2 separate regions of the Homo sapiens genome follow, and region 1 is linked to region 2. Evidence: read pairs that join two places in POLR2A ChIA-PET (ENCODE). Cell type or tissue: MCF 10A. All regions are shown on one strand. Links, peaks and the distances in the headings refer to the core of each region. The heading gives the core; the rest is flanking DNA. Region 1 overlaps LRRFIP2 (LRR binding FLII interacting protein 2). Region 2 overlaps LOC105377642 (a long non-coding RNA gene).

Region 1 (8,341 bases), core at 53-8,052, 69 kb after region 2:
AGGTTTCTCCTTTTGTCCAATTAACTTTCATATACTATCTTTTTGAAAGGTGGCTTACCAGAAGCTATATGGGCTGGAAATGTTGGTGTCAGTGCTATAGACATTATGTATAAAAATAAAAACAGCAAAGGTAGTTCAAGACTGTGAATGGTAGGATTGGGGGAGGGAAGATTAAATCAAAGTTAGGAATTTAGAATTGAAACAATCTGTGTCTATTAGTTTTGTATAATGATTGGATTATTAATAGTGCAGAACATTAGTAGCTGCTTGGTCATTGCTTTATACATTGAAATACAAGAAGACAGTAAGGTAAAGATCCAAAATTAGAAAATGAAGTGATCTTGGCCAGGCACGGTGGCTCACGCCTTTCATCCCAGCACTTTGGGAGGCTGATGCAGCAGAATCACCCAGGAGTTTGAGATCAGCCTGGGCAAAGTAGTGAGACCTTGTATCTACTAAAAATAAATAAATACAAATAAAATAAATTAGCTGGGTGTGGTGCTGCATGCCTGTGGTCTCAGCCAGTTGGGAGGCTGAGGTGGGAGCTGTCCGGGAAGTCGAGGCTGCAGTGAGCGTTGATTGTGCCACAGCATAAAAACGAAGAAAAAGTGATCTTGATTGAATCAGAGCAGTAGGGATACATTGCCTTTTCTCATTGGTGGAGATTTTTACTGTTGCATGTATTTAGTTACTATTTATATACCAGTAGCCTTGGTATAATTTTAATGAATTTAATTTTTAAAATATACTTACAATTTTGTGTTTTATTATTTACTATTACACTGTTTAATTCTATTGAAGAACCCATCAAAGGATATAACTGGGACACTTTGGAGTAGAGCCAGTACACCCAAAAGGAAAGACACTATGGTGTGTAGCCCAGGAAAATGTGTGGTATTAGTGTTATGCATTCACTTTTGACTTTCAGTGTCCTTGATATTTGAGTAATAGGTACATTCTAATAGAGATTGACACTTGCTGAACTTTGTTCACTGTATGTACTTTCTTTCTAGTTTGTTTCCTAATGAAAACTTTCAGGCAAGTTTGACAGTTAAAATTTCTTTAAAAGATTACAATAGCAAATTTTGGATTTTTTTTTAACTTTTAAAGTTAAAAAAAATTTTCTTTTTTCTCTATGGTTATAGCATCAAAAATTTGGAAATGAGCCCTTACTATTTTCACTTTTACCTCCTTTGATGAATCTTTCTTTTCTTTACAACAATATAAAGGCCAACTTTTACTTATTGGGGTGACTTTTTTTGTTTGCCCATTGTTCTAGTAGAAATTGGTATGCCCAAATTATGGATTTTCCTACCAGATAGATTCAACATTTTTTTTTAAACCAGCTGAATTCTACATTATATTTTGGAAAAGGAAAATTGAAACAGGTTATTTCCAGTTTGGCTTGTTAAATCCTATGCCTGTGTAAAATGCCACTGGTGCTATAGAGAGGATGATAAGAGGAAAGACAGCTACTCTTTTCCATGAACTTACCTTATTTGGAGGATGGAATAGCTTATCTGCTAGAATGTGTGACTTGAGTAATATGTTTTGGTCATGGAGGTTTTTTTTTTTTTTTTAAACAAAAGGGTTAGATTTTTTTTAATTTAGAAATTTCTATAGAGAAGCAACTTTATTTTTGGGGAAGTGTCTCTCCATGGTAAGTGACATTTTACTACTACACAGTTTAAATGCATACTATTACGCATTTTAGAAAATTTTGTAACAAGATTTTGTTACACATGCAATAATAATATTTTTTATTGTGTTTTCTGTTAGTTTCAGGATAATATAAGAAAAGCATGCGGTACAGATATTTTGCTCCAATAAAATTGGTATTTATTACAATAACATTTTCAATGAATTTATACCAGTGGTAAAATGGTACCACTTAGTCTGATACTTATGGAATTTATTTTTTGAGGTTTCTGCAATGTTTTTTGTAAATGACCATTTCATTAGGCATGAATGGAAGGGCTTTATTCTGACTGAACTATTATTTTAATGTCTTATTAGAACTAGATTATATACTTTGATTTTCTAATATATTTTAAGCTTTTTAAAAATTGTGATCTCTACAACAAGAAATACATTTTACACCATAAGTCAGTATACACATGAAGATTCATGCATGTGGATTTGTATATATGTAAAAGTATAGAAAATACATTATTGAAACAAAAGTTTCACAAAATAATATTTGCACTTACTTTGCACAACACCCTCTAATATTTTCTCTTCTAGTTTAGTTTTTAAAATGCTGGTTGAGGGCAGGGTACGGTGGCCTCTGCCTGTAATCCCAGCCCTTTGGAAGGCTGAGGTAGGAGAATTGCTTGAGCCCAGGAGTTCAAGACCAACCTGGGCAACATAGCAAGACCCCATCTCCTAAAATTAAAAAAAAAAAAATTAGGTAAGTATGGTGGCATGTTCCTGTAGTTCTGTAGTTCCAGGTACTTGGGAGCCTGAAGTGGGAGGATCACTTGAACCCAGGAGTTCGATGTTGCGGTGAACTATGATCAAGCTATTGTACTCCAACCTGGGCAAAAGAGTGAAACCCTGTCTCAAAAAAAGCTGGTTGACCCTACTAAGTTGATTTTATGAACTACTGATGAATTGCAACCTATCCTTATGAAAACGTTACTTTAGATTGGGTTTTTGAATAGTATTGCTTAAAATTTTAAATGAATATAAGAGTTGGAAAAGAAAGATATTTTTATCAAACAATTAGTATTTAAACTACCTGAGGAACTTGTTCATTGCTTTTATTTGTTTTGTATATGACTTTCTGGGTAGACAGCTTAAAAATATAAACTAGAATGCTTAAGAAACGATGTGTGAAAACCATAAATCTATGTAGTTACTATTTAGTTTTTCTTCCCTGGATTTGAAATGTGGTATTACATATCTTACTTTTAAAAAGGATCCTACATGAAATGTGGGTGTTCTGGTCTTACGAGTTTTGTATATTTTTCTTTGATTTATATTCAGTGTCACACCTGTATGTATACTGTGCAGTTCACACATTGACCAGATTTCTCAAAATGAGAAATCGGCATTTTCTTGAGGAAGGACATTCTTAGGTGTTTGTTCACAAGCAGATCCAAGGGAATGTTCCCCATCTTGGTGCTGCAATTGTTCTTTTGTAAGCTTGACCATGCTTGTTATGTCAGCTTGCCTCATTGCCTGTTCATCCTTTGCTTTTGCCATTTTTCAAACAATAGGAAATGATGTTAAAAGTGATAATAATTTTCTTAAAAAGCATTTTTGACTTTAGAATGCTTAATTCTTGTATTTAAAGGCTCCCTTAGGATGTTTTGTGCTATAGTGTACTGAGATTGAATCATATCACTATTACTGATTATGAATTTTGTTGTTTAAAAGAAAAATAAACATACAGTTTTGAATATACATACAGTTTAGCAATACTTTATACTAGGAAAAAGTAGGAGGAAGAATATTTTTTAATTCAACTGGATTAGCTTTCATGTTTAATAATTTTTTATTTTAAAATAGTGCTGGATTTTTAAAATAACCTCAAATATTACTTCTTCTCTTCTTTATATTTCTGAATTTGGAAACAAACCAACTTTCATGTTTTGCTGAAACCCAGTATGATATGTTCAAGGATAGATCATCAAGACTTTCATCATTAGTATGTAGCACATGACTTTGTGTTATATGTGGAATTTTACTTTATAAACATCTGTTGATGCTAATTATAGAATATGACTAACTTTCATGGCTTTGTTATGAACTTTTGGGGAAAATGTGTGACTAACAAAGCAAAAAGCTAATGTTTTGTGGTTGTGGCATGAATAGTAATTTTTTTCTTTAGGATTTCAGAATTAGACACAAGTTATTCTTATCTATTGAGGACTAGGATTGGTAGTAATATCTTTTTTTTTTTTTTAATTTTAAAGATGGGGTCCCTCTCTGTCAACCAGGCTGGAGTGCAGTGGTGCAATCATAGCTTACTGACTGCAACCTTGAACTCCTGGATTCAAGGGATCCTCCCACCTCAGCCTTCTGAGTAGCGAGTACTATAAACATGTGCCACCATGCCCAGCTAATTGTTTTATTTTTTTTGTAGAGATGGGGTTTTGCTATGCTGTCCAGGCTGGTCTCGAACTTTTGGTCTCAAGTGATCCTCCCACCTTGGCCTCCCAAAGTGATGGGATTACATATGTGAGCCATCATGCCCAGCTGGTAGTAATATATCTTTTCTTAAAATGATGAGCCACCCACCTAACATATACTCATTGTCATTCTAACACTGTTAGAAACTTGTCTTCATGTTGAGCACAAGCCCAAATTGTGTTTTATGTCATATGTCACAAAGCTGGCAGGTGTGAAGTTGCTAGATAGAAAACATCCAGTAGTGTTAGAGGACACCTAAGACATCAGTTATGTCCAAACATTTTGGTTTGATTTGGTTAGTTTTTTATGGTATGTCATTAACCAAGGAATTTAAGTTATAGCTTGTTTTTCTTGGGTTAATATTTTGTCAATAGGTTGCCTGAGTTTCTAAATTACATAGACATCTCTTAAAATATTCAGAGTAATGTATAAAAAGATGCATATTCAAAAAAAAAAAAGTAAAATGAGTTTTTAATCATTGATTGGGAATACAGCTATATATATGTGAGATGGTTTACCTAGAGCAGTCTGTTGCCTTTGGCTCTTGATAGGTAGGGCACTTCTAGCCACACTCTCTTATTTCAGGCAAGTAGTACGTACCTAGATTAGATTTCTTATCTACCAATTTACCTATTTAGTAGTATTGCTAGCCTTAATTTCCCCATATGTACTTGGCTGTGTACTCCTAGGAAAAGTTAGGTATTGAGACAATCCTGTCTTCAAGGGACCCTTTTATAAGGTGACCATTTATGGTATGCTGGGCAATCCATACCATGTTGGTTGTTTTCCTCCTGAGCATTACATACTGTGGATTCACTAATTTGGGTTAAGAGTACTGTCTGGGACAGTTTAATGTCATGTTCTTTGTTCTCTCAGTCCTGTTTTAATTGTTCCAAAAGATTGCTTTTTGACCTTTAGGTAAGGAAGACTATAGAAGGAAATGAATTATCTTGTTACCTATACCCTTAGCCAGGAGTGGTGTCTCATGCCTGTAATCCCAGCATTTCAGGAGGTTGAGGCAGGAGGATCACTTGAGGCCAAGAGTTCAAGACCATCCTGGACAACATAGCAAGACATTGTCTCTACCTGTTCCCCCAACCCCAAATTAGCTGGGTGTAGTGGTACATGCCTGTGGTCCTACCTACTCAGGAGACTGTGGCAGGAGTCCAGGAGTTCTAGGCTGCAGTGAGCCATGATTGTACCACTATACCCCTGTCTGGGTGACAGAGTGAGACCCTGTTTCTATTGAAAAAGAAAAAAAAGAAGTCAGAGGGACTCAAGTGTGGTGTGAAGGTCTCCACAAATATTCTGCCTGGTTCTTAGTTCTAATCAAGTTTTCTTTAGCTGGCCAGACACACAGATGCTTGGCACAGAGGGAGGTGAGGGAGGAATGCAGATGTGTAGAGAGGCCAGGTAGACTAGCTAGTAAAGTGCAGTGAATTGTTTACTAACCTTTGGGAAATAAATTGCATGTAAACTATTGTGTATCTCATATAGACCTTTGTGTATATAATTTGAAGATGAATTTTATTATTTTCATAACTTCGCTATGCAATCATTGAAGTTAACTTGGAATATTTACTTCCAGAATCATTCTTACAGTCACTCTCATGGAATGAAGAAGAGGTCTTCTGATTCTCATAAAGACCTACTGGTTAGTTCTGTTGTCTCTCATATCACAATTCACGAAGTACTGTTAGGAACTTAAGGATTATGATTGCTTTGGTGTGCTACTAGGACATTATTGAAACTTGATAATCTGCTGAAACATGATTTATCAGAAATTTAAAAATAATTTTGTTTTCATTTGCAAGTTTTAGTATTAACATATGCAAACCCTAGCAGCCAGAGTTAGTACTATATCACAAGAAGCTCATTAACAAGTATTTTCATTTATTAATTGTCCTTTGGAATATACCTCAAGAATAGGTTTAGTAAGATTCTCATCCTTATTTTAGGAATTTGAATTGATTTAGTTGTGGTATTATGGGCCGTAACTAAACTCACAAATAGGTTTCATTCTAAAAGTTTGTGTTTTGGGAACTTGGAATGCATTTTCTAGTTTCTTCAATAAATATGTAATGGCAAAGTTTCCATACTAGCTTGCTGAAAACTCTTTAACCTATAATGTAATTAAACTGCAGAATTAATATACTCTTTATTCTAGTCACTTTGTGAAACAACACTTCTTTTTTCTTTTTCTTTTTTTCTTTTCTTTTTTTTTTTCTTTTTTTGAGATGGAGTCTCGCTCTGTCTCCCAGGCTGGAGTGCATGGCGCGATCTCGGCTCACTGCAACCTCCACCTCCCAGGTTCAAGCGATTCTCCTGCCTCAGCCTCCCAAGTAGCTGGGATTACAGGCATGTGCCACTCTTCCTGGCTAATTTTTGTATTTTTGTAGAGATGGGGTTTTGCCAGGTGATCTGCCCGCCTCTGCCTCCCGAAGTTCTGGGATTACAGGCATGAGCCACAGTGCCCGGCTGCTAAACAAATTTCTGTGAGGAAAATAATGTCTCCAGAATGCCCACTTGGTACATTGGAAACACCCATTTCCTGTTAGGCTGCAACAGTACTGGCAAAGGAAGTGCAGTCCCAACTCCTTGCTAATTCAGGGTTCCCATGGGTTGAACGGGGAGAGGGTTGGAAGGCTTTGGTTGGTACAAGGGAGGAGAGAAGGGAGAATGTAATGGGGAGGAAATTAACGAGAGGCCCTGGAAGGTAGGGTCTTGGGATCTCTGGGGAGAGGTGAGCCTTAGGTGCCTAGTTGAGGGTGTGAGTGGGGAGTGAGGAGCGGTGTGGGAAGGCAGGGCTAGGGGTGGTAGGGATGGGGTGGGAGTAGGGATGTCCTCAACTCCACTGTCAACACTGATGGAGTCTTTAAGTCAGAGATTGCCTAAATTTGCTTAACCTTGAGTAAAAAAGTTGGCTAGAGAAGTTGGGAAGGGAATTTTATAGATGGTTTTCTCTCCCTCAATTAGCTATAATGTGTACTATTGTTTATTTTGTACATTGTATAAATGAACCTGCCGTAAGTGTTTTAGATCAAACCATATTTATCGTACTCTCTCTTTCATTTTGGTAACTTAATTTGTCAGTTTATTTTGACAAGTAATGGGACTAGGAAATGTTTGGAACCAAATACATAGCTCTTTAATAACTTCTGTGGCTTTGCCAGATGGATTGTAAAACTGGTAATTATTCAGTTGTCCAGGAGTGTTCAAGGACTTTCTTAAGTATGGCATGAGAATAAATTGTTTTCATTCCATTTTCTCTGAGGGTTTATTGTCTTGTTTTTAAATTTAAAAATTTAGTAATGTCTTTGTTTTAGGGGCTTGAAATAATTGTCACTTTGACTTAATGTGATATGATGATTTAAAAACATTTTGGAGAAGAAGGGATTTGGCAATATCATATTTTGCCTTTTTGTGTTCAGTTTTGCCTTTGTGTGTTGTTAGGTTATTAACATTTAGCCTAAGAAAAATGTGTTTAATTTTGCTTTTTGCAGAGTGGCCTCTACTTTGACCAGAGAAACTATAGCAGTCTTAGACATAGCAAACCCACCTCTGCCTACTACACTCGGGTTTGTCTAAACTTTTTTGGCTTTATGTGTTTGATTCACTTTTAACATATTTCTAATCTCCCCATTTTGCATTTTGACTAGCTGTAACTAATCTGTAAATGGCTACGTATATACTAGTTTTTGGTAACTGAATTTATATAGTCTGTGGGAGTCTCTTTAAACAACGGGAACTATTCAGTCATCATGTTTATAAATCAGTACCATTAAAGACATTTTTAAATAAAGATGTTTAAATGTACAAAAAAAGTTCAAGGAATAATACAGTGAACATCACATACCTATCATTTAGATTATATAATTCATTATATTTCCTTTATCACATAATTATCTATTTGACCCTCTAACCATCAATTCATCTTAGTTTTTGATACATTTCAAAATAAGTTGTAAGCATCCATATACTTCAGAGTGGGTACCCTTTTAAAAAAGCTTACATATAAAAATGTAAACACGTGGCATGAGAAGAATGTAATTATTTAATGTTAGAATCTCTTGTTTTTTTAAAGGCATTTGACACATCATACATTTAAGACACATTAAGTGTATGGCACACAGTACATTTAAAATAATTTTGTTTAAAAAACCTGCACACGCAACTTAAGTACTCTTATTTTTCATCTCTGATT
Region 2 (8,341 bases), core at 195-8,194:
TTACAGGTGAGCTACCGCACCTGGCCTGAATTTATTTTCTTAGTATCATTATGAACTTGTCAATTTTAACATCATTGGTGTGATAAGTGATTTAAAATACATTCTGTGCTTTGGGAGGCCAACGTGGAAAGATTGCTTGAGCTCAGGAGTACAAGACCAGCCTGGGTAACATGGCAAGACCCAGTCTCTATTAAAAAATTAATAATAAAATAAAAATCTATCAATAGGCCAGGCATGGTGGCTCACATCTGTAATCTCAGCATTTTGGGAGGCCGAGGCACGTGAATCACCTGAGGTCAGGAGTTCAAGACCAGCCTGGCCAACATAATGAAACCCCATCTCTACTAAAAATACAAAAATTAGCTGGGTATTGGCTGGGCACAGTGGCTCACGCCTGTAATCCCAACACTTTGGGAGGCCGAGGTGGGTGGATCACGAGGTCAGGAGATAGACACCATCCTGGCTAACACGGTGAAACCCAGCCTCTACTGAAAATAAAAAAAAATTAGCCGGGCGTGGTGGTGGGCGCCCCTAGTCCCAGCTACTCAGGAGGCTGAGGCAGGAGAATGGCGGGAACCCAGGAGGTGGAGCTTGCAGTGAGCCAAGATCGCGCCACTGTGTTCCAGCCTGGTCAACAGAGCAAGACTCCGTCTTAAAAAAAAAAAAAAAAAATTAGCTGGGTGTGATGGTGCACACCTGCAATCCCAGCTACTTGGGAGGCTGAGGCAGGAGAAAGGAGAATCTATTGAACCCAGGAGGCTGAAGTTGCAGTAAGATCGCGCCTTTGCACTCCATCCTGGGTGACAGAGCAAGGCTCTGCCTCAAAAAAAAAAAAAAAAAAAAAAAAAATTGAACAATAAACTTCCTTTGCTTTAAAGAGAAATATTTTCCTGAAGAACCAAAATGTAAGACCAAAATCTCTAAACATACTTAACAATATTTCCAGGATTTTCTACCTGTTCTCTGATTTTCTCCTTTTCCTTTACTCAGTTTACTGGCTTTTATTTAATGAATTTTTGGTGTCTGATTGAGGCTAAAGATTGACTGCTCTGGCACCCCTACTAGTGATTTCCATTTTTATGTCATTCAGATTACATTTATAAGACCTACTTTTCCTATAACTAGTATTTGCATCTGCATTTTCATAAAATAAGAGCAAATAAATATTCCAATAATTGAACACTACTCAAATAACTGAACACTCCCATACCATGTGGACAACCACAGGGATGCTGCTTAAACTGAAGCAATGACTGACAGTCACTACCACTGCGTGTGAGTTTCACTTGCTTGGTAGCTTAGCTATCAAAGCCAGCATTTGATGTGTAAAAGAAGGTTTAGGTATTTTGATGGAGGATGCATGAAACCCTGTTATTGACTGTGACATACTGGATTGTTTCTGTTAGCTTACTTGTTATATCTCCTCTAGACAGTTAGTTCTGGGGGAACAGTAACCACATCTGTATCTGTATACTTATTTTACTCCTAGCATCTGTACAATCTGTACATGCTGTTGTTTTTTTTTTAAGATGGAGTTTTGCTCTTGTTGCCCAGGCTGGAGTGCAATGGCGCAATCTCGGCTCAATGCAACCTCTGCCTCCTGGGTTCAAGCGATTCTCCTGCCTCAGCCTCCCGAGTAGCTGGAATTATGGGCATGCACCACACCTGGCTAATTTTGTATTTGTAGTAGAGACGGGGTTTCTACTACAGCCTGTTGATCAGGCTGGTCTCAAACTCCTGGCCTCAGGTGATCTGCCCGCCTCAGCTTCCCAAAGTGCTGGGATTACAGGGGTGAGCCACCACACCCAGCCCTGTACATGCTTTTTTTTTTTTAAATGGAAGAATAAATGATGTATGCAAAGGCTGGGCGCCGTGGCTCACGCCTGTAATCCCAGCACTTTGGAAGGTCGAGGGGGGAGGATCATGAGGTCAGGAGATAGAGACCATCCTGCGTAACATGGTGAAACCCCGTCTCTACTAAAAATACAAAATAAAATTAGCCAGGTGTGGTGACAAGCACCTGTAGTCCCAGCTACTCGGGAAGCTGAGGCAGGAGAATGGCGTGAACCCGGGAGGCAGAGGTTGCAGCGAGCCGAGATCGCGCCACTGCACTCCAGCCTGGGCGACAGAGCGACTCCGTCTCAAAAAAAATAAAATAAAATAAAATAAAATGTATGCAAGACAAGAGAGAAATCTACCATGGTTTTGAGCAGTAAGAAGCATAATTAGACTTTTTTTTTTGAGACAGGGTCTTGCTTAGTCACTCAGGCTGGAGTGACACGATCATAGCTTACTGTAATCTCAAATTCCTTAGCTCTAGTGATCCTCCTGCCTCAGCCTCCCAGGTAGCTAGAACTACAGGCACGTGCCACCATACGCGCATAATTTTTAAACATTTTTTTGTAAAAACGAGGTCTCCTTATGTTGCCCAGGCTGATCTCAAATTCCTGGGTTCAAGTGATCCTCCCACTTTGGCCTCCCAAATCATTGGAATTACAGGATTACAGCCCAGCCTAGATTTAATTTTTAGTTTTTTATTTTGATTCTGTCATATTGGTATTTGTCTTAGTCCATTTGGACTGCTATAACAAAATATAGCTTTTGTGGCTTATAAACAACTGAAATTTATTTCTCAAAATTCTGAAGGCTGAGAAGGCCAAGATCAAGGTGCCAGCAGATTCAGTGTCTGGTGAGGATCTGCTTCCTCATAGACAGCTGTTTTCTCATTCTACTATCACATTATGGACCAGGGAGGGGTGTCTCTTAGGCCTGTTTTATAAGGGCACTAATCCTGTTCATGAGTGCTCTGCTGTCATGGCCTAATCACCTCAGGAAGGCCCCACCTTCTAATACCATCACCTTGGGGGTTAGGAGTTCAACATATGAGTTTTGGCAGGACACAACATTCAGACCATAGCAGTAACAGACAATTTTTTTTTTTTTTGGAGACAGACTTTCGTTCTTGTCGCCCAGGCTGGAGTACAATGGCTCGATCTCGGCTCACTGCAACCTCTGCCTCCTTGGTTCAAATGATTCTCCTGTCTCAGCCTCCCAAGTAGCTGGGATTACCGGCGTGCACCACTACGCCTGGCTAATTTTGTATTTTTAGTAGAAACGGCGTTTCACCATGTTGGCCAGGCTAGTCTCAAACTCCTTAACTTGGGTGATCTGCCCGGCTCAGTCTCCGAAAGTGCTGGGATTACAGGCGTGAGCCACCGTGCCCGGCCGCAGATGTGGTATATTTCACGTTTGAGTATTTTTGAAAATAAAAATAAAATAAAATAACTGATAGTTCCATTCCTTAAACTTAACATTTGGGTGTGTTTTCTAGTATTTTTTCTGTATTTGTATTATTATTTGTGAGACGGGGTCTTGCTCTGTCACCCAGGCTGGAGTGCAGTGATGTGATCAAAGCTCACTGTAACCTTGAAATCCTGGGCTCAAGCAAATCCTGCCGTCTCAGCCTCCTGAGTAGCTAGGACTACAGGCGTAGGTCATCACACATGCCTGGCTAATTAAAACAAAAATGTTAAATGTTCATCTAGAACATATTGTTTAGTAACCTACTGTTTTACGTTAAAACATTATCCACTTTCTCCTACAATAGAAATTGTAATGGCTATAATACATGATTATTTCATTATCACATCTATTTTTAAGGAAACCAGGCCTAAATCTAGTTTCCATAATATTCTGATGAGCAGGACCACAGAGCAGTGATTTTGATCAGGATTGTGCCTGTTAAAAGCTGGCTACTCCATGGCATGCACAGCTCCAGGATGGGAGATTAACTTCAACAACCATTCATTTAGTTTGGTTTGATTTTCTGCCAGTCTCATGACCGACTTGAAGCACGTCCTAGAACAGAGAATGTTATGTTTGGTGTCCAAGGAAGCAGCAAACTAGAGGCGCCATCCCAAATTCTAGAATAATAGAGTCAACAATCGTTTCACACCAAAGTCATCCATTTTCTGAAGCAAATTTTGAACTAAAATGTTAAAAATGTTTTGTAAGGTAGATTAAACGTCATGTGGGGAAAATAACTTGTTAGTGCAAAAAGGAAAAGAAACTGAAAACAGACATATCTGTAGATAAATTTTCCTTTCAAGATTCTACAGTATAAATATCCATCTAAAAGATGAATTGGCTTCTTAAGCCAATTCATTGTCACTTGCTTCTGAAGTGTTTCCCAGGCACCTTAGTTATCAGCCACCCTGCCCCTAGGGTATCGAGGACAAATACGTTTCAGGTAGCTTGACAACAGGAAAGAATTTTAAGGACAAGAAACTACCTGCAATACCAGTTGGGAGTGTCCTGAAAAGTGATGTACTGAAATACTGACCCTTCCAGCTGGTTAACTTTCATAATCATGCATTTACTTTTCAATGGCAACTGAATATATGACTGCCTGATGATTCAGGGGAAAAAATGCAGTATTGTGTGTGGAATTGGAAGAGATTCAAAGTGAGTGCCATGGCAGTGACTAACTTCTTTCAAAAGCTTAAGGAAGAAACAATGCATAGGCCTTTGAGTTAGTTGGTGTAGTAAGCATTGTGTTTTCACCATCAGTATCCATTTCTATATTTTGGTGACAGTACTCCATTTTGTTCTTCCGGGAACCACTCCTCTCCTATAGTCCATGATCTTTGGGTGGACCAGAGGTAAAGCATATGACTCAAATTTGGCTAATCATAGCACAAGAGTTTTCCTTGCTACAGTAATTTGTTAAAGGATGGGAAGGTAACTCTCTATCCTTTAACAAATTACTGTAGCAAGGTAATTGGTTCAGTGAATCTAGGAGCTACTGGAAGGGATCTCTTGCTGGACTTGGACTGGAGTGAATATAGAACTAAAGTTTTTGAGAACTGTCTTGTTGCCACATGATGAAGTCTGAGTATAAGCCAATATGGAGAAAAGCTGATTGGGGTTTTTTTTGTTTTGTTTTGTTTTTAAAAGAAACAGGATCTTGCTGTGTTGCCCAGGCTGGAGTGCAGTGGCTATTCACAGGCACAATTGTGGTGCCATATAAGCCTTGGACTCCTGGGCTCAAGCTTCCTGAGGTAGCTGACATTACTACTACAGGCACAAACCTGGGCCTTTTTTTTTTTTTTTTTTTACCCCCCAGAAGGCTCTCTCTTTATTTGTCTGACCTGAAATGGGCATAAGTTGCAACAGATTGAAAATTCTAACTCTACCTTCATTTTCAGAAGTGTCTAAATTAAACATTTATAAGAAAATTGATGTTTTATAAAAACAAAAGACATGAAAAGCTCTGTATTCAAATATTTTTATTCTGTGAACATTGAAAATGCCTTCTAGGAATATGGCATTGCGGGGTGTATACAAAAAAATAGATCTTTTCTCAAAAAGCATGTAATCTGCTTGGGAAGACAAGAACATTATTAAAAAAAACCCTTTAGAACACAAGTGAGTTGTGGACAGTAATACATATAAATAATCTGAATGGCAGTATATAATAACTGATAACTATCTACAACCAAAACCAGCCTAGAACAAAAGCATGAGTAAGAGGCTTTAGGGTACACTTCTGAGCATTTTCTTTTAATTCTCAAGACATTTGTCCTTGTTTTCCTAATCTTTAGGTGGATTCATACATTTGTATTTCCTACCTGGTATTTCCTCTGAATTACTGACTTGTAATTCAAACACCACATCTGCTCCCAACCACTTCCTACCACTTCCACTGCTACCTGAATTATTGTTATAGCCTAACTGGTCTTCCTGCTCTCACCTTTGCTCCCCTAAAGTCTATTCACAATAACCAGTTTAAACTATTATTTTATTAGGAAAAATTTCAAACACACAGCAAAGTTGAAAGAATTTTACAGCAATCACTTCTGCATCCACCACTTATATTCTACCATTAACAGAATACTCCTTTAAATAATGGCAGATGTGTAGTTCCTCTGCTCAAAACCCTCCCACGGCTTAGCTTACTCAAAGAGGAAAAACCAGGCTGGGCGTGATAGCTCACGTCTGTAATCCCAGCATTTTGGAAGACTTTAGGAGGCTGAGGTGGGAGGATCACTTGCGGGCGGGAGTTTAAGACCAGCCTGGGCAACATAATGAAATACCATCTCTTAAAAAAAAAAACTTAGCTGGGCGTGGTGCTGGATGCCTGTAGTCCCAGTTACTAAGGAAGCTAAGGCAGGAAGATCACTTGAGCCCAGAAGTTCAGGACTGCAGTGAGCTATGAGCACGCCATTGCACTCCAGCCTGAGTGACAAAGTGAGACCCTGTCTTAAGGGGGAAAAAAAAAAGGAGAAAAGCCAATTTGTTACCATGGTCACCAGTATGATCTGGCCTCTGTTACCATTCTTCCCACTTGTCCTTTACTCTTCAGCCTTGTTACTGCTCCTTAAACATGGCAGGCACATTTTTGTTTTAGGGCCTTTGCACTTGCTGTTCCTTTGCTTCAAATGCTCTTCTCCCAGGTATTTACATGGCTTGCTTCTCTTTCTTTCGATCACCTCATTAGTTCTGACTCTTCCAAGTATTAAGTTGAACCATATGACCCTAATGTCACACAACTGGATTGAACCATTCAAACCTAAGGTGTAATGTCATTCTCAGGTCAAAAATTATTTTTAAAAATCAGTAATTTCATAGGATTCAAGCTTATAAAATAGCAACTCCACCCTACCCTTTCATTCTCACCCTGTTCCAATATTCTTACAGCACTATTATCTTATTTATGATTTGTATATTGTATGTAAGATCCTCACAGATAGGGAATTTGTCTGTTGTCCACTGCCGTGTGCTCTGTGTGCAGAGTAGGATTTGGTCTATAGCAGGCCTTCAGGATGCATTTATTTAAAGAATGAGTAGCTGAGACTACAGGTGCGCACCACCACACTTGGCTAATGTTTTCATTTTTTTATATTTTGTAGAGATGGGGTCCCACTATATTGCTTAGGCTGGTCTCAAACTCCTGGGCGCAAGCAATCCTCTCACCTTGGCCTCCCAAAGTGCTGGGCTTACAGTTGTGAGCTACCACACCTGGCCAAAAATGAATTCTTTTTAAAAAATTTTTCTTTTTTGAAGCAAAGTCTTACTCTGTGGCCCAGGCTGGAGTGCAGTGCCATGATCTCGACTCACTGCAGCCTACGCCTCCCCGGTTCAAGCGATTCTTGTGCCTCAGCCTCCCGAGTAGCTGGGACCACAGGTGCATGACACTATGCATGAATGAATTCTTAACATTGAAGTCAGAGTGGTCTTTTGAAAATACAAATCTGATCATGTTGCTCTCACTAAAAACTCGATTGGTTTGCAGATTTCGGAACAAAGATTAGAATCTTTACCACAGCCTCTAAGACCCTGAATGGTGGACCCTTAACTCTCCAGACTCATCTCACATTCTCTCATTTCAGTCCCTGGGACTCTGTTGCTTCTATCATGAGGTCTATTTGTGCTTTCTTGCTTTCCCCCACCTCTGCATGTAGTTTATACTCTGAGGCACTTTTAAATCTCGGCTTGAAACATCTATTCCCAGGAGAAGGCATTTCTGATACCTCAGGTTAGGTCAAGTCCCAATGCTTTTATGCCCTCATGGCAGCACATACCTACCCTTTGTAATACCTGTTAGATTTTAAAGGTACTTTTGTGAGATTGTCTAACTTACCAGTTTCATAAGAAAAAGAAACATTTTTGTTTTTGCTTCCCGTCGGATGTCTAGCATTTGCAAATTATCTAGCACATAGTGAGAGCTTAACATTAAAAAAATATATATCAACAGAAACTCTGGAATTCTAGCTCCTTAAGAGCAGAGATTGTTTTGTCCCTGTGTCAAGTACCTAATTGGGTGCTTGATTTATCTGCTGATACACAGCAGATAAATAATAGTTTGTTAAATAAGCTATAATATGAAGGATGTTTTTTACTCATTTATAGTAAGTACATAATGCAGAAAAACCGTCACTTGATAATCAGTGATTAGGTGCTCATAACATAATTGATACCTACACAAAGTCCCAAATTTTCCCCTTTCATCAACCTTTCCTCAAGACTAAGATTGAACAAAGTAATTTAGCCTTCATTTTTTCCCTGTTTATTCTCTGGTGGAGTAAAGGGTGAGTGCCCTGGGTAGGAGAATCCATGTAGAACCAGAATTAGCCATAAGTGAGATTTTGCACACTAACCAACAAACCACAGCATTCTTTTTTTTTTTTTTTTTTTTTTTTTTTGAGGTAGGATCTTGCTCTGTCACCCAGGCTGGCTTGCAGTGGTGTAGTCATGGCTCACTGCAGCTTTGACCTCCAGGACTCAAGTGCTCCACCCACCTCAGCCTCTGGAGTAGCTGGGACTACAGGTGTGGACCACC

Evidence for each region. Peaks named below come from ENCODE experiments on the same cell type or tissue, not always from the same donor. Only the 100,000 strongest peaks of a DNase experiment are listed, where the experiment ranks them.
Region 1: POLR2A ChIA-PET joins it to region 2 with 12 read pairs; 4 of 35 experiments call an interaction of 5 or more read pairs at or near these places.

What each region holds. Positions count from the first base shown.
Region 1 is chr3:37,110,365-37,118,705 of GRCh38, reverse strand. It overlaps LRRFIP2 (LRR binding FLII interacting protein 2), which reads left to right. Exons shown (of 28, transcript NM_006309.4): 7 at 3,611-3,652; 8 at 5,726-5,791; 9 at 7,641-7,715. Among named protein-coding and RNA genes, the nearest start is that of LRRFIP2, 60 kb to the left of the region's middle. In MCF 10A, for the core only: no CTCF peak of the experiment used is centred there; no DNase peak of the experiment used is centred there.
Region 2 is chr3:37,179,665-37,188,005 of GRCh38, reverse strand. The region is part of intron 1 of LOC105377642 (a long non-coding RNA gene); the gene reads right to left. Among named protein-coding and RNA genes, the nearest start is that of LRRFIP2, 9.3 kb to the right of the region's middle. In MCF 10A, for the core only: no CTCF peak of the experiment used is centred there; a DNase peak (open chromatin) is centred at 4,435.